Regions from separate parts of the Mus musculus genome. Here region 1 is linked to region 2. A link is a loop called in an ENCODE intact Hi-C map of the cell type or tissue named here. Cell type or tissue: heart. All regions are shown on one strand. Links, peaks and the distances in the headings refer to the core of each region. The heading gives the core; the rest is flanking DNA.

Evidence for each region. Peaks named below come from ENCODE experiments on the same cell type or tissue, not always from the same donor. Only the 100,000 strongest peaks of a DNase experiment are listed, where the experiment ranks them.
Region 1: a loop joins it to region 2, with 6 times the contacts of the local background. A loop is called at or near these places in 36 of 42 quality-filtered maps.

The regions. Positions count from the first base shown.
Region 1 is chr10:88,422,952-88,431,280 of GRCm38, forward strand. Gnptab (N-acetylglucosamine-1-phosphate transferase, alpha and beta subunits) reads left to right here. Exons shown (of 21, transcript NM_001004164.3): 8 at 5,542-5,703; 9 at 6,510-6,689; 10 at 6,889-7,059. Among named protein-coding and RNA genes, the nearest start is that of Sycp3, 32 kb to the right of the region's middle. In heart, for the core only: a CTCF peak has its summit at 3,678 (motif pointing left); no DNase peak of the experiment used is centred there.
Region 2 is chr10:88,372,817-88,381,145 of GRCm38, forward strand. Gnptab (N-acetylglucosamine-1-phosphate transferase, alpha and beta subunits) reads left to right here and starts at 6,452. Exons shown (of 21, transcript NM_001004164.3): 1 at 6,452-6,719. The coding sequence starts at 6,603. Gm40733 (predicted gene, 40733) reads right to left here and starts at 6,248. Exons shown (of 5, transcript NR_168608.1): 1 at 6,199-6,248. In heart, for the core only: CTCF peaks have their summits at 4,136 (motif pointing right), 6,279 (motif pointing right) and 7,844; DNase peaks (open chromatin) are centred at 4,125, 6,325, 7,435 and 8,065; H3K4me3 peaks cover 2,794 bases; H3K27ac peaks cover 1,964 bases.

The sequences.
Region 1 (8,329 bases), core at 314-8,313, 50 kb after region 2:
CCCAGTGAGTTGATATAGGCATAAGCCCTCACCGTTGTATGTCCTGTCAAAGTGTGCTTTTATAGCTCTGAGGGGAGGACAGGGACTAGAGAGTAGGTGTTACTAAGATAAAGGATCGGAATTCCTACAAGCCTTGTGACCGCTCTCGCCCTGTACATCACACAACCCCCTGTCAGGTTTTCTGTTCTGAGAATCCTGAAGGTGGGTCTTCTTATCATCCCATTCCCTACGGATTTAGCAGTAGAGTTTTTAGATGTGACAAATACAGGCTTGCTCTCTTGATAAATTACCTATCATCTTTATTTTCACTTCACCTCACATCCTTCTGTGGTTTTAGACATTTTTCATTTACGGTGGGGCTTTTCCATTTTCTTTGGCTTTGATTGTGTTCTATTCCTTACGTGTGAGGAGCGTTCGGGAAATCAGCCCAGAGCTCACAAGGAAATGCTCACATTAATTGTAATTGAGTGATGGTGGTTGCTGTGCAGGTATGCAGAAGTGGGGGATACACGCCCTGCCCTCGGGTATTTATATCCTGTTTGGAAGGACAGGACTTACACACAAGGTATTTGGGAGCGCGTGAATAACTGAACAGACGGCCACAGAGTTGTCCTCTTATGATTTGGATAGAAATGTACCCCAGAGGTGCCTGTGTTTGAACACCCGAGTCCCAGATGGTGGCACTATTTTGAGTGGTTGCAAACCCTTTGGGTCCTAACTGGCTGAAGTGCATCACCAGGGAACTTATAGGCCACCCTAAGTTTATAGGCCAGGCCTGTTTCCTGGTCTGTTTCTGCCTCCTAGTCTGCTGAGGTGTGAACAGGTAAATCTCCTGTTCCTGCCATCGGTCTGTCTGCACCGTGATTGACAGCTCCAAATAGTGAACCAAAGTAAACCATTCCTCCCTGAAGACGTCTCCGTCAGGGATTGTGGCACAGTGACACAGAAAAACAGCCGGCGCATATGTGGGAATAGGGAAGGTCTATGTGGTTCAGTGACGTGGGGGTGTTTTCAGACTCGATGCTAATTCACTGGAGGCTAGGTAGCCTAGTGATCAGGTAGGAAGGACAGGTACTGTTGCCTAACGACTCACCTGTATTCCACCCTCAGAATTCTATTCCGGAGCCGGGCAGTGTTGGTGCACGCCTTTAATCCCAGCCCTTGGGAGGCAGAGGCAGATAGATTTCTGAGTTCGAGGCCAGCCTGGTCTACAGAGTGAGTTCCAGGACAGCCAGGGCTACACAGAGAAACCCTGTCTTGAAAGAAAAAAAAAAATCTGTCCTGGACCTGTTTAAGGTCACCAAAAGTTGTGCTGCCAGTTAACACCTCTAATCCGAAGATCCTGTCTATTGCTCCATACACCCTAAGTGCCAGCATGACACCACAAGTGTCAAATGAGGTGTGTATTCTCATATGAAACTGTGTTTCATGTACAGAGTTATTTAAAACGTGTTAAATTATCTTTGAGCTCTATGTATACGGTATTTCATATTTAGGCTTGAGTTTCATCCCCCAAATAGTTCATCATACATATATGTAAATATTTTATTCCTCTCCTCTCCCCTCCTCTCCTCTCCTCTCCTCTCCTCTCCTCTCCTCTCCTCTCCTCTCCTCTCCTCTCCTCTCCTCTCCTATTTTTTATGAGATAGGGTCTCACTATGTAGCCCTAGCTAGCATAGGACTTGTTCTATAGACCAGGCTAAGCCTCAACTGTAAGATCTTTCTACCTCCTGAGTGGTGGGATGAAGGGTGTGTTTAGTCCTGAAACAAAATAGACACAATGTCATAGTGGAGCCTGCCTTTAATCCCAGCACTCAGGAGGCAGAGGCATGGGGATCTTGAGGCCTCCATAGCAAATTCCAGGCCATAAGACTCTGACTCAAAAAACAAACTGAACAAAACAAACAAGCAACTCTTAACATTAGGACCCATATAGTCCACAGCATTTTAGATGAAGGATGCTTAGCCCTGTACTATTATTTCTAAGACACCTTCAGCGACTTCCATGAAAATATCTCGTGCACTTGGCTTTTAATGCTTGTCCTTCTCTTCTGTTTTATTCTCGAACAAATAGTCAGCAGATGAAGCAACAATATGGAACTAGCTTTAGCTTTGGGACAGCCTTCAGGACATCTTAAAACCTTGCACCCTTGACTTATTAACTCACTAAACACTGCCAGTTTGTTTTTCTGTTAGCAGTAGCAGGAGGGTTTTTAATCCTAAGGACTTCTTTTTTTTTTTTTCCAACATATTTTTATTGTTTATTTGGAATTTCACATAATGCCCCCCAAGATCACACTCACTTCCCAGTCCTCCCAGGTCTGCCTCACCCCACTGTTGTGACCTCTTTCCCTCCCCTACTCCTGCTCCGCGCCCCAGAAAAAAGCAACCAGGTCCAATTTGTGCTGCCCATTTACTCCCTGGAGCGGGGTCAGTTTTTCCTGACGTTCACACCTGCCGGAAGCCATCACCGTGTAGAGCTACACTTTAGCACCCCTGTCACAGTTGTTCCAGGGCTCTCTTCAATGGCTTCCTGTCTGGGCTCTTACTTTTTGGGAGGTGGAGGCTTTTGTGGGGGTGGGGTGGGAGTTGTCACAGAAACCGCCTGTGCCTTCTCTTTCTCAGATGTGAGTCTTTAGTCCTCAACCCTATGGCATAAGTAGACCTCCTAAGAAGATGTCCTAATAACATGAAAACCAAATCAGCCAAATTTAAAAACAGGTTCTATCTTTTGAGTTCTGGGAGCTTTTAAAGAGCTGTTGGGATGTATGTCTTACAGGAAATCTTCGGGCATTCTTTGGGTTTGCTCGATTCTATACTGGCAGTCCTACCTCACTATGTGTCCTATGCTCACAAGATGTGTAGCAGTATCCGGGCTTCTGTTCTCTGTATCAGAACCTCCTTAACCTTCCCACTCACAACCCCTTTGGCTGAGAAATTTTTACGTGACTCTAGATGTAAAGATATAGGATATAGATAATCAATTATAAGGAAACTTTTGTTACTTACAGTGTGTGTGTGTGTGTGTGTCCATGTAAATGCTACAATGAGCATGTGTGGAGGTGACAACTTTCAGGAGTCAGTTCTGTCCACCATGTGTGTGGATCCTGAGAATCAAACTGAGCTGGCCTCAGACACACAGAGCTCTGTCTGCCCCTGCCTGGTGCTGGAGTTAAAGGCATGTGCAACATTGCCCAGCCTTCAGTGGTTTTCAGCTGCGGTCTCTCTCTCTCTCTCTGTCTCTCTGTCTCTCTCTCTGTCTCTCTCTCTCTCTTCCTAGAAATAGTGCAAATGGTAGAAGCATGTTTAGGGGTATTTCAGACATGTTTGAGGCTAGGAATATACCTCAGTAGGGTGGATGCCAGTATAGCCATACCAGAGTCCCAGGCTGAGTCCCTAGCACTGCCCAAAACAGATGATAGCATACGGAGAAGCCTGCAGTTCCAGTTCTGCAGAACTGGTGACCAGACAATCAGGAGTGTCAGCTAAGAATTCCATCTTTCATCAGAAACCACAGAAACATGGCATTTGCTACAAAAATAAAATAAAATAAAATAAAATAAAATAAAATAAAATAAAATAAATATCCAGGATCAAGGTACCTCTTAGATCCCTTTCCAGCAAGATACATCTAGTACAAGTAATGAAAGTTGCAGGATTAGGCTGCCACCTAGTGGACAGCAGAGACTACTTCATGCTTGTTATCCCTGCCTCCTATAGAGGCAGAAAATCTCATGTTTTGAAATACTCTTTTAAAGTTCCTTACTTCTTATCTTTCACCTATTGTGTGGTTACTATGAGAGGATCTCTTTCTGATTTTTGATGATGTAGTTAGAAGCCAGTCCTAGGCAATTGCTAGTGTGGGCTGATAAGATGGCTTGCAGGATAAAGGGGATGTTGGGTTTGTAGTAGAAGCCAAGAAAACTTACTTCAGAGACAGAAGCTTAAAAATGAAAACGTTATTTTCTGCGAGCTCAGGGAGGCAGCCAGTTCAGGATCCATGAAGGGAGATTGTACAACCTTTTCATAGAATGGGAACACAAAGCTAGGGGGAGTGGGGTGGGCTGTTTGCACTAACCAATCATATTCTGACCTGCTTGGCCATCACCCATCCATCCATCCCTGCATCTCACAGGCCAGCTCTGCTGTGACAGCACGAGCCTGGATGGATGATCCATTAAGGCTCAGAGCAGTACAGATCTCAATTTATACTTTAACGCTGGTACAATGATTGCCCAAGGCAGTGTCTGGTGCCCATTACATGGCCAGTCAATGATAAAAATTGTAGCGAAAATGCTATAATTACCAAGTTAAAATGTAACACAGACTTGTAATCTGCCTCAGAAGGCAGGGGGTAGGAGGATTGCAAATTCAAGGCCTCTCCAGGCACCCCAGTGAGATCCTGTCTCAAAAATAAAAGCAAAGGGGGGCATAAGGTGTAGCTTAGTGCTATTTCTGTGAGGCTTAACATTTACTTCCAAGGTAAAAACAATTTTGGTAGGTGACATTAGGATGCAGGTATTTTCCCATTTAAGTTTGACATTAAATTATAATATTACAGTACTGTTTATTTACTCTAGAAATTGGTTTTCCTCGCTCTAGGGGGATCTTAGAGGTGTGGTGGGGGACCCGTGAACTGGAAGGAAGGGGCACAGAGTCTTGCAAGGAGCGGTGGGAATGCACCTAAGCACACCGCCTCCCATTCCCCAGTACGGAGGCAGGGACGACAGCTGTGGTGGCTGACTTCTCAAGGTCCTGATGTGTGCCAGGACAGTCAAGGTACAGGAGCCCAGGCAGGAGACCGTGTGCACACTGTTGGGGGTTAAGAGTTAACAGCGATGGCAGGCCGATCTCTTAAGTTCCACAGTTCAAGACCAGCCTGGGCTACAGAGCGAGACGAGACCCTGTCTCAAAAAAGCAAACTAAACAAAACAAAACCACATAAAGCAGTTGACACCATGCATGACGAAAGGAGGGAAGGCCACACATGGAATCCTACTGCTCTTCTGGCTCGGGGGGCCACCAGGAACTGCTTAAGAAGTGAGTTAGGATCATGTGTTAATTTCTGCCCAATAGATTAAGAAGAGAGAGGCGCCAGTGCAGCAGGAGGAGTTTCTGTCTTCGGTGGGGTGGTTTCTCCTTAGTTTAAGCCAGCTCTGAAAAATTAGACGGATTTCATAAAAGCATCACTCTCTCAGGAGATCTAGCGTCTCTTGTGGGCACTGCGGTGTGGCTGTGACGCCTGAGCTGTCTTGTTCACACTGGCCTCCACCCCTTCCTGTTGCATTCAACTGGGTAACACTTGGGGCCTGTGAAACTGTCTTTATGTGTCAAGATTAAAAGTTTAGAGACTGGGTGTGATGACTCACACCTGTATGATCTCAGCATTGGGAGGCTGAGGCAGAAGGATTGCCAGGAATTTAAGGTCAGCCTAATCCTGTTTCAGAAATAAATAAGTAAATAAATCAATGAATGAATAAATAAATAAGTGTAAATCTGCGTTTATTCATTGAAGCCATGTGTCTCTGTGTCACCTCTCAGTTGCGGCTGTACTCGGAGGCCAGTGTCGCTCTTCTGAAATTGAATAATCCCAAGGGTTTCCAAGAGCTGAACAAGCAGACCAAGAAGAACATGACCATCGATGGGAAGGAACTGACCATCAGCCCTGCGTATCTGCTGTGGGACCTGAGTGCCATCAGCCAGGTGAGGCGCACAGGCTGCTTCAGCCCAGGTCAAGGACTCAGAGTGTCTGCCATTGCCAGAATCGCGCAGCTCGGGGAGCGGTCGGCTGAAGAATTAGACTGCTAAGATTTTACAAGTCCATTTATTGCAAGGAAGAGGAGGGCTTAACTGAGAGGTGACCTGACTAGAACTTTTCCAAACCTCCATTCTCTATCCCTGCTCATTGGGAGGAACAAGGCTGAAGGGATGGCTCAGCTGTAAAGAGCATTTGCTGCTCTTCCAGAGGTCCCAAGTTTTGCCTTCAGCACCCACATCGGATGGTTTCTAACCTCCTATGACTCTGGTTTCGAGGGATCTGACAGCTCTCTGGCCTTCGAGGGCACCCGCATACACATACACTCACAGTCACTCACAAATGTAAACAAAAATAAAGTAAAGCTTTGGACAGGCTAGATAGCACATGCCTTTAATCCCAGCATTCTAGAGGCAGAGGCAAGCAAATATTGGAGTTCGAGACCAGCCTGGTCTACAGAACAAATTCTAGGATAGCTTTCCAGGGCTACACAGAAAAAAATTTAAAAAGGAAGAAGTTAATTAATTAATTAAGTAATTGATTGATTGATTAATTTCAACAGTTTTGCCCACAGCCCGATCTTATGAAAGCATTTCCCCAGTTGAGGTCCCCTCCTCTAAGATGGCTCCAGCTTGTGTCAGCTCGACCTAAAACTTAGCCCCCTGAGAGCAGAGCAGGCAAAGGATGAAGACGAGCTGGCCTTTAGAGTAGCTGCTTCAGTCTTTCTGTGTCCACTGCCTCTCCCATGTCCCAGTCCAAGCAGGATGAGGACGTGTCTGCCAGCCGCTTTGAGGATAATGAAGAGCTGAGGTACTCGCTGCGATCTATCGAGAGACACGCGCCATGGGTACGGAATATTTTCATTGTCACCAACGGGCAGATTCCATCCTGGCTGAACCTTGACAACCCTCGAGTGACCATAGTGACCCACCAGGTGGGTGACTTTGCACGTACGGCGAGGCTGCGGTTTCCTGTCTGTGCTTTCAGTGTGGTACAGTGATCTCACGATGTCGTGGCCCTCCCCCTTTCTACCTCCTTTCTGAATTAACAGTGTCCTCTTTTCCCTCTTTCTGAATGCCCAACCAAATCAAAGCAGCTCACCTTTGCCCTCTGTGTGTGTTTTCTGTTAAAAGGACATTTTCCAAAATCTGAGCCACTTGCCTACTTTCAGTTCCCCTGCTATTGAAAGTCACATTCACCGCATCGAAGGGCTGTCCCAGAAGTTTATTTATCTAAATGACGATGTCATGTTCGGTAAGGACGTCTGGCCGGACGATTTTTACAGCCACTCCAAAGGTCAAAAGGTAAGAAGAGATAGGTGGGCGCCTAGCTAGAAAATCAGTAGCAGATGAGGAAATCCATGTGCATATTTCTGTATTTGCGTATTAACAAGCAGGCATTTTTGACTTCCAAGTCAGCAGTTAGGCGGTAAGAGGACTACATTTAGAGATTGCTTTCCCACGGTCTCAGATAACCAGAATTAGTCTCAGATAACCAGAATTCCATTTTTTTTCTCCTTGACCCTTTGTATTTTCCACTATAACAAAATCAGTTTGCAACAAACTTGCAGCTAGAGTGCCAGCAAAATGCCCAACATGAAAAATTAGCTTAAAATGTGCTTAAAGAAGTGGGGAAGTGAGACTGGTAGTGCTGGCACCTTTAATCCCAGGTTGGCAGATCTGTGAGTTCAAGGCCAGCTTGGTCTAAAAGAGTGAGTTCCAGGATAGCCAGGGCCATACAGAAATCTGTCTTAAGAAACAAAACAAAACAAACAAGGTATGCACGCACATGCACGGCTGTGTTGGGGATAGCCGGGAGAGTGGGGCAGGAGCTGGAGGTTTAAATCAGGTGGTATGGGTTGACCTCCTGTCTGCATTGAACTGGATTTTTTTTCCCCTGTGGGACCAGCCCAGGAACAATGCTCCAGACCCAGATTTCTATAGATCCAGACTCTTTTAGCTATTGGCAAGCTCTAGTTTCAGTTTAGATTTTTAGTAAATTCTGAATAAGTGTAGTGTGCAAAGGAACAAAAAAAAGAAAAAAAGAAAAAGGAGGGTGTGTGTTTATCATTCATGGATTTTATTTATAAAGTGACCATGCACCACACAACTCATGTTGGGAGCCCTGAATGTTAGAGTAATTGGTAATTTGTCTAAACATGGCCTCCGCATGGCGATAACAGCTCCTAGAATCATCTTCTCTTTCCCTCAGCCTTGAGTCCAGATATTTATAAATGCACACAGGGGTTACTAGTAAGTGTCACAGCTAAAGAGTGACTGTGACAGAGTCCCTTCCTCCTTTGGCATGGTTTTATACTCACATGTAAGTCTGGCATTGGGTATTTTATGTCAAAGTCGGGGCATGTTATTAACACTAATCCATGGCCGAGTGCTTGTTCCTGAAGCAGATGTTCCCATGAATCACCATAAGTGTCATGAGTGACCATCAGCAGCCAGCTCAGCTGGCCTAATGCTCCAGTGGGCACCGGCCAACCTGAGGCAGTGCCGAATATCAGCAGCCAGTCTGTGGGAAACCAAATTTTCTTCAGGCTATTTTACAGTTAAATTTTAATCG
Region 2 (8,329 bases), core at 301-8,300:
ATTTGGCTAACCTCAAACCTTTACTGACTTCAACATATATAGGACTTTTTATTAGGTGAAATTCATGTTCAGTTGTCATTATCTATTGAAATCCATATATCTGCCTATTAGTGCCCCATAAGAGGTTTTTACTTTTAATATTTTATTTTATGTATTTGAGCAGACTGTAGCTGTCTTCAGACACACCAAAAGAGGGCATTGGATCCTATTATAGATGGTTGTGAGCCACCATGTGGTTGCTGGGATTTGAACTCAGGACCTCTGGGAGAGCAGTCGGTGCTCTTAACCTCTGAGCTATCTGTCCAGTCCTGCCATGAGAGGTTTTATGTGGTACAGACTTCATAGAGAGGAAGGAAAGGCCTCTGCTAGGTGTCTCATCTCTTGATAGCAAGATACTGCACACACTGAGCAGGACTTGGAAAGAGGCCAGGGAGGTGGCTTTCTGGGTAAAAGTGTTCACCACCAAGCCCGAGTGAGACCTGTTTGACCCCAGAGACCCACATGGAAAATGGAGCAAACTGATTCCCACAAATTTTCCATGTGTGCTTGGGTACACACACACACACACACACACACACACACACACTTAAAAAGAAACTTGAAAAGTTGAGGAAACCGGGCGTGGTGGCACACACCTTTAATCCCAGCACTTGGGAGGCAGAGGCAGGCAGATTTCTGAGTTCAAGGCCAGCCTGGTCTACAGAGTGAGTTCCAGGACAGCCAGGGCTATACAGAGAAACCCTGTCTCGAAAAACCAAAAAAAAAAAAAAAAAAGTTGAAAAGGGCCAAGAAAATGACAGGAACATCAGGGCAGCAGCAACCAATTGACTACCATTTCTAAAATCAAAAGCAAGTTTGGGGGAAGGGGCTGGAGAAATGGCTCAGAAGGCAAGAGCTCCTGAAGAGGGCCAGAGTTCAACAGCCAGTGCCTGTATCAGGCAGCTTATAACTGCCCAGAACTCCAGTTCCAGCTGATTCAATCAATGCTCGCCCTTTCCTGATCTCCACGGGTATTGCACACCTGTGTGCATATATGCCAAAAAGACATATACACAAATAAGAATCCAAAATGTTCCAAACAACTTTTGGAGGGAGAGATTTCTTAGCTGATGTACTTTAGTTTACTTTATGATTAATGTTTTACTGAGTACACAATAACCCAGAATGTAAGATTAGTTCACTTAAAAACACAATGATTAGCTGGGCGTGGTGGCGCTCGCCTTTAATCCCAGCACTTGGGAGGCAGAGGCAGGTGGATTTCTGAGTTGGAGGCCAGCCTGGTCTACAGAGTGAGTTCCAGGACAGCCAGGGCTACACAGAGAAAGCTTGTCTCAAACAACAACAACAACAAAAACCCCACATTGATTGAGGATTTCTTTTAATTTGTGACTGAGGATACACAAAGGGAACACCCAATTCCTCGGTGCTCAGATTAACCTTATTTGTCTAGGAGAAGTTACTAGGTCCTACATGACTCCAAGTCCTATTTGTTTAGGAGAAGCTTGGTGGCTGGAAGGAACACACAAGGCTGAGAGAGAAGAAGGTTGGATAATTACCAAGAAAAACAGTAAGGAGAGTTAGGTCATAGGGTGGTATCATTTGATTCGTTGATTTTTGTGGTGGTAACTACAACAACTCACAAAGGACAGAGACAGCACTATCTCACTGGAGATAGCATTGGGGGTTAAAGGTGAATAGCCTGATGTGGAGGATGCCTGAGTCCCAGCACTTGGAGAACAAAGGCAGGAAAAATCAGGATTCAGCATCAGCTTTTAGCTACACTGCTAGTCCACGGCCAGCCTGGACTGTATGAGACCCTGTTTAAAAACAGAAAAGAACCACTAAACATATAAGTTAAGATTCTAGATTGTAGGTGGAGGAAAAGGATTTGGTGTCAACTTTTTTGAGAGGGATAAGAAAAATAATTGAGGTGCCAGAGCTCGTTTCTTGCCTCAAAGGCTCGGGAATTTTAATCATTGATAAGGCTAGAGAAGACAAATGTGGCAGGGTTGGGAGTTTCGTTTTAGAATATATAGTCTGAAGTATCTGAGGGCTATTTACGTGAAGACAAGAGCTGGGCGCTTAGGAAATGGAGGTGCCCTTTGAAGTAGCCAGATCACTGTGGAGCAAACACAGCCATGACATCCCGAGGAAGGAGAAGGGGGAGATGAGCTGGGGCAGATTAGTGGACACTGGCAATCTTCACCCAGAATTCTGGAGTGCCGGACTAAAGAGTGAATACGTTAGAGTGGCTAGCTCTGCGGGCATAGCGGAAGTGGGTATCCAAAAGTCATAGGAATCCGAAATGCCCTCTGCTGGCTTTTGTATGGAAAACTCTTGTTTCCAACTGGTGCCTGCTTCGAATGCTGAAGAGTGATAGGAATTAAGGCCTGCCTGCCTAAGTAGGCCACTAGGGGTGGGCCTTCGAAGGTTGTGCTCCCTCCTCGCTCCCCCACCACACACCCCCTAAGGTTCCAGTGTGCTTTCTGCTTCCTGGTTGGGTACCATGGGAAAGCTGCTGCCTCACGTTCCTGAGCACCGTGGCAGACTGAAATGTCTCTGAAATCCCGAGGGCAAAGAAACTTTCCCTCCTTTGAATTGTTCTTGTAGGGGCATTTTGTTCAATTAATACCACCGACCTAAAGAAAATGTCTCTGAAAGGGTGGAATCACTTACGTGTGATTTCGAAGTTCCAGAAGCTGACGCAAAAGGATCGCTATACATAAGTTCGGAACTAACCTGGACTACAAGTGCTAGCCTGGGCTACAGTTGTTTTTTTTTTTTTTTTCCCCCAACCAATCAATAAATCAACAAATGAAAAATAAATTCTCTCACCTATGCTTTCTAACACTAGATCACAGACTGTCCTCATCCACTGTGGCACTGCCCATTATCCGAAGGAAGAGAGGCTACCTAGAGAGGAAGGGGCGTCTGAACAAATTGGTTCCCCACCCAGTCTAGAAGGAATCATGTCCGAGTGATGAAGTCTCTACAAAATCCCAAAGGGATCAGTCAGAGAGTTTCTGGGTAGTGGGACATATTCTGGTTCCTAAGAGTTGGTGCACCCTAAGAGGGCACGAGACCTACAGATCCCTTCCCCTTTCCGACTCTTCATTTTTATTCTTCTTTTCTTTCTGATGGTGGGGGAATCAAACTCAGAGCCTGCACATGATTGGCAAACACTCTCTTCCACAGACCGTTCTCTGAGATGCCAGGTCTCGATACCCAGCTAGGGTAGCCTCAAATCTGTGACTCTCTGCCTCTGCCTCCTGAGCGCTGAGACTGTGCAGGCATAATCCACCCTGCCCAGTACCTTAGCTTACATCTCTGTTGTTATGATGAACACTACGATAAGCATTGTAGGGGGTGGGGGATGGGCTTATTCACCTTACAGATTATAGTCAGTCAGCCATGGTAGCCACAGCCGGAACTCAAGCTAGGAACCTGGAGGAACTCAAATTATTGCCTTGCTGCCTGGCTTGTTCAGCTTGTTGCCTGGCTTGTCCTGCTTGCTTTCTTTTACAGAATGGGTCCATCTGCTCTGAATGATCCTGCCCAGAGCGTTCGGGGCCCTCCCACACCCATTATTATCAAGAAAGCGCCTTGCACACAAGCCAATCCGATGGAAGCATTTTCTCAATTGATGGTCTCTTCCCAGGTGACTATTGCCTACGTCTAGTAGACAAACTCTATCAGGCACACTTGGCTAATTTGTAGCCTTTGTAACACTCGCTATAACAAGGCAACAATGTAAGAAAGTTACTCAAGCGCCTGATGAGATAGGGGTTGCAGGGACTGTAGGAACTCCAGTGTGTATTGTGTCCATTAGCGCTGAGAAACCTGGGGCCTTGATTGGCATCTAAATAGAGGGCCCAGTGTTCGGCACTGAACGCTTGGGGTCTGCTACTATGCTTATTTTGAGCTCACGAGGCTTTTGTGTTGATTACGGCATGAGAGTAGAGGGAAAACGCGGTACTGTTGGTTGAAGCAAGTTCTGAGTGAATAGAACAGAACGGCCTTCAGTGTTGTGCCAGGAGTCGGTTGATGACGTTCAGCTCCAAATTTGTACCTCTGAAAACCAGCCCTGTGTTAAGAGTCATCGCTTTTGCCGTGGGTGTGATATTAAGATTGGCCAGTAGGGGGCAGTAGAGGCATATTGCAGGAACAGGCTGTTGCTTCCTTGGGAATCTAGTGCGTGGCTTTTGCTTCATATTTCTCCAGCCGCATGTGCAAATATGTGAAAATGGACGCAGTGATCTACGTGGAGATCTCTCTCTCTCTCTCTCTCTCTCTCTCTCTCTCTGATTTATTTATTTTATTTATATGAGTACACTATAGCTGTCTTCAGACACACACCAGAAGAGTGTATCAGATCCCATTAAAGATGGTTGTGAATTTCCATGTGGTTGTTGGGAATTGAATTCAGAACCTCTGGTAGAGAGGTCAGTGCTCTTAACCACTGAGCCATCTCTCCAGCCCCAGAAAACAGTCTTAGTACGTCCTTGCCATCTTGGCGTGGTTTGCTGACCTCTTTCCCCATCCTTCCCGTTGGAGACACAGACACAGGGTGCCCCCAACCTGACACCTGAAGCTTCAACACCTCCCTCCACTCTCAGTGAGAAGCATCTCAATGGGAGGCAATAAAAATCGGTGCTTAGTGGGAAATCTGAACTTTTGAGGTTTATAAGAAACAAGGCAGCAGCCGGGCGTGATGGTACATGCCTTTAATCCCAGCACTTGGGAGGCAGAGGCAGGCGAATTTCTGAGTTCGAGGCTAGCCTGGTCTACAGAGTGAGTTCCAGGGCTATACAGAGAAATCCTGTCTCAAAAAACCAAAAAAGAAAAAAGGCAGCAGGCCCAGGGTTCTGTCAACTTGGCACTAGAAAACATACTGGGGGGAGGAGGGAATAAACTAAGTATCAAGTTTGAGAAACACAGTCAAGAACATCAGGACAAACCAAGAATAAGACTAATGGAGATTACAAAGATAAAGGGCACAAAGCATTCAACTGGAACGCCTGATAAAAGAGGTGGGTAGTGCCGCCCTGTAATCCCAGGTGGAAGGGAGGGAGGGAAGAGTTCAAGGCTTGCCTGGCTACATTGGGAGTTAGAACCCAGCCGGGGCTTCTTGAGACACTGTTTCAAAATCCTCCACACCGTTCTGTCCCAGCTTCCCCCACTCCTGTCCCCTCCCCTTCCCACCCTCCCCCCACCAAGCAAAACAAAACCTAATAATTCCCAAACCAACCAACAAAACCAACGAAAGCTTCAGAAGAAAGAGGATAAGTTGAGGACTAGACGAATGAAACAAAGTAGGAAAGTGAGGGGTTTCATTTTAATTTTCTTTTGTTTATTGACAAGGTCTCACTACCAAGACCAGGTTGGCTTTGAACTCATAACCTTCTTGCCTCAACGTCCCAAGTGCTCAACAGGTATGCACTGTGGTAGACACTGCATTTGAGAGTATGCCGTGTAATGAGGGTAATTCCCCACTCCCACCCCACCCCCACACAAAAAGACCCAGGTAGGCCCAAACAATTCTCCAAGTGAATTTGACCCGAAAACTTAGTTAGTTCTCTATAACACTCCAGTTCCTTTTTAAAATTTTTTATAATTAACAATGCCAATTCAATAGCTATACTACCCAGTTGTATTTGAAAGGGTTTCTGAAATGGCTCAGCAGGTTAAGGTGATGCCAAGCCTGACTTCAGTTCCTTGAACCCGCAGCATGGAAGGACAGAAACAAGTGACCCTCACCATACACTCACACACACACACACACACACACACACACACACACACGCACACGCACACGCACTCACACACACGCGCACGCGTGCGAGTTCCCCTGCATACACAAACTTATAAGCAGATTGATTACCTATCAAAAGCTAAGGCTTCAGATAGTAACTAAATCCGTTAGTTTTCCCTGCTTTGCCACAATCAGCCTACCTGTGACCTCAAAAAATTTTTTTTGATAAATGCCCGATTAGTGACTTTTGTTTTTCCAAAACCAATTAAACCTCGTGTACGAACGTCTAGAGTAGATTATGTCATTTGGGACAAGCCGAATATGCATTCCCTAGCCACGATCTTTCAAATTTTCTTTCGAAGATAAACTTGAGGCAGGAGCTGTGTTTTTTTGGTTCATCAGGATTGCCCATTGGCACACTGCAGGGGACAGCCCGGGTCGCTTACCTGTTGGTTGGGTGGGTCCCACCGTGCAGAAGGCAGAGGGCCCAAAGGGCAGGGCCCACGGCGCACGCGCAGATGGGAGGGCGCGCGCCTGCCCTTGCCCCTCCGCCCTCTAGGTGGCGCTGGCGACTCGCCGCCGCCTCTCCGAGGCCAACCCCGGGTGGCGCCGGGCGCCTTGCGGGCCCTGGGTCCGCCTCCGCCGCGCCGAGGGCGTGGGCTCCGGGCTCCCGGAAGCGGCGGCCGCGGCGTGGAGCCCAGCGGGCCGTCGGTCGCCGGAGCGACAATGTGCGGCAGCCGGGGGCTGTGAGCTAAGCGCGGCGGCGCGTCCGGGGGCCCCTGAATGGCGGCTCGCTGAGGCGGTGGCGCGGCGCGGGCTCCTCCTGGCGTGGGGTGGCGGGGCCGGGGTGATGCTGCTTAAGCTCCTGCAGAGACAGACCTATACCTGCCTATCCCACAGGTATGGGCTCTACGTCTGCTTCGTGGGCGTCGTTGTCACCATCGTCTCGGCTTTCCAGTTCGGAGAGGTGAGTAGCGGAGCCCGAGCCCCGGAGCCGCGTGCGCAGCATTCCCCGATTGAGCCCCGCGGTGCCGGCACCCCGAATCTCCCTTCTGCCTCCCCATCTTCCCTGCAGCCTGGGGACCAGCACACGGCCCACTAGTCCCAGGCGCTGAGCGTGCATCCTCTCCCCGGCTCGCCTGCAGCAGCTGGACTGGACGTCCGGGCCTCGCGTGCTTCAGCGTGCGCATGGATCCCCTTCCTTCTGCAGGGTGTCCCCAAGAGTCCTCTGGCCATTTGATTTTGGCTCTAAGGCCTTGCGCTGGTGAAACTCTCTCCTAGGGTTTGTATTTTTCTGTAGTGATCCTTCATTCCCTGGCTCTCCGTAGGATCCAGTCCTGCGGTGCCACCCTACTAGTCCTTCACCGTTGACAAAACACCTTATCTTCTGTTTCTTCTGGATCGCAGACTTTGTCTTAGAGGCATGCGCGGCTTTGCATGTGAATTTTGCGCCGTTTTGCATGTGAATTTTGCGCCGTTTTGCATGTGAATTTTGCAGAGTGAAAGGGAGATTTTTTTAAATTAACTTTTTTCCTTTTTCATAATGGCTCTGCTGTTTTGTACAGCTGCATGCCAGCGGGTTGGAGGCCTTACTAGTGAGAATGCACACGCTGATGGGAAGCACCAAGTGCTTATCTCAGAGTAGGGCCCTTGTCAGGTGACTAGGACTGCCTGCGGATCTTGGACTCCAGCCCCGGACCTCTTGAGAGCCAGCACAGACCCACCCTTGCGTCATGGGCTATGCTAATACTTTTTAGATCAAGTCGCTGGTCCTTCTTGGACTGAGAACTGCGTTTAATTGATGTGCAGTGAAGCAGTTTGATTAGACTGTAAACTCTTCAAAGAGCACAGACAACCGGTTTGGGAGGTGTGAGCAGCCAGGTTAAATGAATTTTATGCTCCTTTGGAGACATACCTTGAACGTTCTGGGGACTGCCATTACTCTTCAGTTTAAATTTCAGTTATTTGATTCTTGGGTAGTCTAGTACAGTCTTCGCCATCTTAAGTGTGCAAAGGGGTATGAGCAGGTCAGAAATGAATGGGCACAAGTGTGCCATTCAACAGAACACTGCCCCTGGAGACAGGAAGAAAACATGCGCTTTCAAAGAGTTTGGAATGGTCTCCCTGTTTTATTTATTTGCTTATATTTTAGTAAGAGGTTAAAAGGGTTTTATAATTAACAGAATGCTCTTATAAAACGGCACAATACGTATGTGTGCGCTCAGCACCTACACCGGACTGTAAGCTCGGTGGAGAAACTGGTGTCACTTTAAATGCTGTAACCCTAGCCCAAGCCCAGTGCCAGGCAGTGCCAGTGTGTGCATACTAAGCGTCTGCTTAGTGATTGGCTGAGCGATATGGCCGGGTTCTAAGTGTGTTTTTAGTGGTTGTAGGGACTAGAAAAAAGTAATTTTACAGGTGAGAATGAGACTGTCGCCCACTTCCAATTGTGGAGTGTTTTAGTTTTCCACCACCTCCTGGTCCGTCTACGTTTCATGTGTTGTAACTTGATATGTTTTCGCATAGTTAGTGTCTGACTGCTTTTGAATGGCTTTCATTTCTGAGAAAGAGCCTTAC